2 separate regions of the Mus musculus genome follow, and region 2 is linked to region 1. A link is a loop called in an ENCODE intact Hi-C map of the cell type or tissue named here. Cell type or tissue: left cerebral cortex. All regions are shown on one strand. Each heading gives the region's core, and the rest is flanking DNA. Links, peaks and the distances in the headings are about the cores only. Region 1 overlaps Lin7a (lin-7 homolog A (C. elegans)). Region 2 overlaps Lin7a (lin-7 homolog A (C. elegans)).

What was found. Peaks named below come from ENCODE experiments on the same cell type or tissue, not always from the same donor. Only the 100,000 strongest peaks of a DNase experiment are listed, where the experiment ranks them.
Region 2: a loop joins it to region 1, with 2.5 times the contacts of the local background. A loop is called at or near these places in 3 of 42 quality-filtered maps.

Annotation. Positions count from the first base shown.
Region 1 is chr10:107,338,077-107,340,897 of GRCm38, forward strand. The region is part of intron 2 of Lin7a (lin-7 homolog A (C. elegans)); the gene reads left to right. Among named protein-coding and RNA genes, the nearest start is that of Lin7a, 68 kb to the left of the region's middle. In left cerebral cortex, for the core only: no CTCF peak of the experiment used is centred there; a DNase peak (open chromatin) is centred at 1,630; H3K27ac peaks cover 873 bases.
Region 2 is chr10:107,273,350-107,276,170 of GRCm38, forward strand. All of the region lies in intron 1 of Lin7a (lin-7 homolog A (C. elegans)), which reads left to right. Among named protein-coding and RNA genes, the nearest start is that of Lin7a, 2.9 kb to the left of the region's middle. In left cerebral cortex, for the core only: CTCF peaks have their summits at 700 (motif pointing left) and 1,646 (motif pointing right); DNase peaks (open chromatin) are centred at 699 and 1,630; H3K4me3 peaks cover 605 bases; H3K27ac peaks cover 50 bases.

The sequences.
Region 1 (2,821 bases), core at 72-2,571:
AAAGTATCCTTGCAGTTTCTTTTTTAAATCATGGGAGCAAATGATGAAGTCTTTAATAAGAGGCATACTATATTATATATTTTACAAATAATATATATTTTATATAATAAAAGGCATGTTAAGAGAGATGTTGACACATGGTTTTGCTTTTTGAATATCTCACCCAACATAGAAAGAGACACGGATACCCGGCCATATGATGACCAGGCAAGGATAGTGATGATGTCATAGGAGAGAAATCGTGTGCAACATGTTATTTGTTAGCCAATTTGATTGGATAAGGGTAATGACATTTACCCTTTTATCATTTGATTGTATAAGGTTAATGACATATTACCATTCCACAGCACCACATAAAAAATATTAAGAACATAGATAACCCAAGCATATATGAGACTATCCATTGGTGGCTTTGCTAGAAACGTGTCTCCTGATAGCAGTAACAAAGGTTATAGCCTATATTTCACAGAGAGATTTTCATTTTTTTCTTTGAATGGTGTGATTTGATGTCTGATACACATTTTGATTGTATATCAGCTAAATCACTGTCGTAAGCATCACCTACTGTTGTGATGATCCCAACGCTTCTATCTAGCTATTTTGAAATGTAAAATACCTTGTGGTTAACAGTGATCTCCCTTCTGTGTACAGCAGAACACCAGAACTTATTTCTGCTGATTGTGATAACCCTCTCCCACCACTCCCCTTTCGTCTTCCAGATGTTGCTTTTCTTCACTCCCTCTAATGAGCTGCTTTTAGAGTTCACATCTGAGTGAGATTATGCAGTGTTTGTTGTACCACTTGGCTTTTTACTTTCTCTAACAAAATACCTGAAAGAAGCAACTTAAGAGAAGAAAGAAATTTTGGCTCACAATTTAACAAGGCATGGGGTCCAAACAAGGTGGCTAAGAAGGGAGCGGATTGCTTTGCATTCTCTCCCAGGACACAGATGAGTGCTGGAGCAACCCCGGTTGTCTTGTTCTGTTGTGCATGTGTGTGAATGTGCATGCATGCATGTGTTTTCCTGTGTGTGTGTTTAAATTTTTATTCAATCTGGCATCTAAATTAACAGTATAGTACCTCCCACTTTCAAGATGGTCACCGTTTTCTTAGATAACTGTGGATGGATGGAACCTCCCTCACATATTCCCTGAGGAGTGTCTGCTAATTAAATTCAAATCCAATTGAAGTGACCACTTTAATTAACCATTGTATTTGATCTTCTGTACATAGCTTCTTTCCCACAATGCCCTGAAAGTTCATCCATTTCTGCCTCAAATAATAGGATTTTGTCCCTTTTTAAATGGTTGGATACTCTTCCTCTTTGTATGTGTACCACATCTTCGCTATGTATTCATCCTGTGTTAGAGATTTAGGTTTGTTTCAATACTTTAAAAACAGCTACATTTATTTATTTGTTTGCAAGGAGGGCCATACCATGGCACTAGTGTGGAGGCCAGAAGACAAACATCAGGAGTGGGTTCCCTCCTTCCAACATGTAGGTTCCAGGAATTGAATTCAGGCTTCGAGGCGAGCATCTTTACCCACTGAGCTTGCTTACGAACTTTGTTTTAATTCTTAGTTCTTGTAAGGAGTCCTTCAACAAACATAGAAGCACAGATCTCTCTTTCACTCTCCAATTTAATTTCCTTTGGGTATATTCCCAGACTGGGAATGCTGATTCATACATTGGTTCTATTTTTAATTTTCTGAGGAACTTCTTGTGACATTTTTCAAAGTAGTTTTAGAAATGAGCATTTAGGTATCAAGAGTGTTCAGTGTCCCCTTCTCTCTTCACTCTGAACAAATTCTGGTTATCTTTTTCTCTGCTTGACAATAGTCAGCCAACTAGAATGAGGTGGTATCTAGTCGTGGTTTTATTTGTATTTCCCCAGTGATAATGGACTTTTGTATGCTTTAAGAAATGCATAGTAAAATATTTCATCCATTGTTTCTACATTAAATAACACTCCCCCCCCAATTTAATCTTAAGTCCCTTCAAGACTCTAGACATTAGCTCCTCATTAGAGGAAGAGTTTGCTAATGCATTGTGCCCTACGGGGGCTTCTACAACAGGAAATCCTAAACTGAAGATTATTTATAAACACAGTAAAGTAAGAGGCAACATATAGAAGTATATGTATATATAGGACACTTTTGGGTTTTTTCTGAGACAGGGTTTCTCTGTGTAGCTCTGGCTGTCCTGGAACTCACTCTGTAGACTAGGCTGGCCTCGAACTCAGAAATCAGCCTGCCTCTACCTCCCAAGTGCTGGGATTAAAGGCATGTGCCACCTCACCTGGATACATGACACTTTTAATTTAAGTTTTGTTATGTTAAGTTCCTTCCTTTATCCTGCCAAAGCTACAGTTATTTATGGCAAAATGTGCGGGGTTGGTTATGCAGATTTTGTTTTGCTTTGCTTTTACTGTTTTAATAAGTTTTTTTTAATGCTTTTTCTTTGTGTAGGGTAGAGTCACATAGGCTCTTCATGTACAACTATCATCCTTGTGGGAACATATCCAGGGTACTACCACATTCAACAGTATTAAAGAAAATGTATCTGCTTTAAGGTTATGCATATCTCTTTCTCTTCACATTAAACTAAACTGGAAAATGTCAAAGAAAAGGAAGTTGATGGCCTTTACATTTCCTTTGATTTTATTTGCATTGCCAAACAGTGTGGACACAAAAGCCAGACTGTTCTGTGCTAAGTTTCCTACCAATAAGCATACACAATCAGGAAAGTTAATTTCTACATTTCTAGAAACTGCATGATTTTTTTTTTCATTTATATTTTCACTATAGAAATACCACAAAC
Region 2 (2,821 bases), core at 94-2,593, 65 kb before region 1:
ATAATCTATGATTTTAGTCCCAATATCATCTGTACTAAGCAGGATAAATCCATTGCTGGTAAGAGCCAAACAGATGGCAGGCTATTAAAAACGATGGGTTTCCCAAGTTATTTCTGTTTTAATGTGATGAGCTCTTCTATTGTCCCATTACTGAATTACAGTCATTAAACACCCCAAGTTTAACTATATTAAACAACCCAAGTTCTAACTATGTTAGATGCAAACACTCCAAGAAGACAACATACTCAAGCAAATTTACATCCCACCACTACTATTAGCAATGCAACTAGTCCACTTTGGGGAAGTTTATCTTAGCCCTTGGACACCCCAGTCAGCTATCTAGAGAAGACCAAGATTTAAAGTGTGTTCTTGTTTATATTCAGAGGGTACCTGTCCTTCTGTGATTAGATCTGTAGAGTAAGTAACAAAGGAAGCCCAGTCAGGTTATCTATGGGAACATCTGAATTATTGAACCACTGGCTTTAAGTGCTCTGTGTGTAAGAAGTCCGTGAAGTTATCTTCCCTCTAATTCACTATGATAGTACACCAAGTTAAGTAATTTTATTAGGTTGATGGAATATGTGATTCTAAGCTTTGTCCTGGTTTGGTTGGGCATTAGGACATGAAGGTCTGATAATTGTGAAGATGTGCAGTGTTAGCAGCCTGTAATTCGGTTAACCCAACTTAGGGCTCAGCGTTTGGCCACCTACTGGCGATTTTGGGTCACTCCAAGTTTCCAGAGTGCCATTTGATACGTTGGTGGCCCATGTTATACACTCTAAATTTGCTCACTCAAAAGCTTTTGGCTCCATCAAAGCCTTTATAATTTACAATCCTTCTTTCCTTTAGTCTCCCCCAATGTGTAAAGCTCCTTGAGGGACGAAGCCATTTCTTAACCCATCTTTGAATTTCTCATCATCCCTGACTTGTGATGGAGTATAAAGTCAATGTAGACTAGTGATAGTGAACTGAAGCTGGAGTAAATGGAGAACTGTTTGTTATACAGATTTCATACGGAACTGGGGTACAGTTATGAGGTTATGGCCCTGCAGAGCTAGCAAGGATGCTAGAAAGGAGCACGTAAGGCGGTGGCTATGAACCGTTCCCAGATTCACTTGGTGGATCTCTACCAGCCACACCTGTTTAGCAAGACTGGGTTTCTTTATGTAGTCCTTGCTGTCCTGGGACTTGCTTTGTAGACCAGGCTGGCCTTGAACTCAGAGATCTGCCTGCCTTTGCCTCCTGAGTGCTGGGATTAAAGGGAATGTGGCATCTCGGGCCTAAGGAGGATTGTAACTAGTGGGCAACAGGAAAGAAGGAAATGGGATTTGTGTCAGGAACTACCAAGTGCATCTTCTGCAATCAGAGGAGGTATGGTTAGGACTCCTGGTTCTTTTCTAGGATTTTCATTTACAGAAAAGAAACATTAATATTCTTAAGGCTATGCTACCTCTAAGTAGGCGATTTGGTTCTCAATTGGTGTCCTTTGGAATCAAGGATGTAGAGTCCATTTGGACAGTATCACAGCTGGGGGGGGGTGTCAATATGAACATCATAGTATCCATAGGAGTAGAAAAAAAAATCCATATATATGCCATAGAGTGTGTCAAATGGAACTCCAGAAGCTTGCAGTGACCTAAAGTCTCCAGTAGGTGGCCGAACGATGAGACCCAAGTCAGAACACCTGAATTTCAGACTGTTAAAGCTGCACAGCTTCACAATTATCAGACCCAAATTCCTTTTTTTAAAAAAAAATATTTTTATTAGGTATTTTCCTCATTTACATTTCCAATGCTATCCCAAAAGTCCCCCATACCCTCCCCCCCACTCCCCTACCTACCCACTCCCACTTTTTGGTCCTGGCGTTCCCCTCTACTGGGGCATATAAAGTTTGCATGACCAATGGGCCTCTCTTTCCAGTGATGGCCGACTAGGTCATCTTTTGATACATATGCAGCTAGAGACAAGAGCTCCTGGGTACTGGTTAGTTCATATTGTTGTTCCACCTATAGGGTTGCAGTTCCCTTTAGCTCCTTGGGTACTTTCTCTAGCTCCTCCATTGGGGGCCCTGTGATCCATCCAATAGCTGACTGTGAGCATCCACTTCTGTGTTTGCTAGGCCCCGCCATAGTCTCACAAAAGACAGCTATATCAGAGACCCAAATTCCTAATGCCCAAGTTTTTAAGGAAACAAGTCAAAGCTACAGGGTTGAAATTAAGACTTACTTGCCTCAAATTCCTATAGGATAACTTAAAATAAGACTCTTAGAAGTCACACCCATCTTGATTTTCTGTCTGGGAAACAAGACTTGAAGATCCAGGATAGCCCTAAGGAATAAAAAGAGTGCCTGGAGTGTTTTCACATATCTGTCTCTATACCAAAACTGTTAAACTGCCATCATGACATTGGACCAGCCAGCATTGCAGACCACAGGGTAGCTGTGGACAGAGTAGACTCCTTTTTTTTTTTAACTGTTTCTTGATATTATTCATTTACTTATTGAGACCGTAATATAAGTCACACTTTATTTTGGGACCAGTGTCTATTGAGAAGCTAGACAAATGAAAATTCTAATTTCTGTCACAAGAGCTGCTAGGAAAGTTTGTTTGTTTGTTTACTTGCTTGTTTGGGGCATACAAACAAGTCACTCATCTGTTCATTTAAAATACATTTCTTGCCTGTTACATACTACAGATTATGTTAAAATACATTTCTTGCCTGTTACATACTACAGATTATGTTAAAATACATTTTTTACCTCTTACATACTACAGATTATGGCAGCAATTTTCAACCTGTGGGCCACAACCCAAACAACCC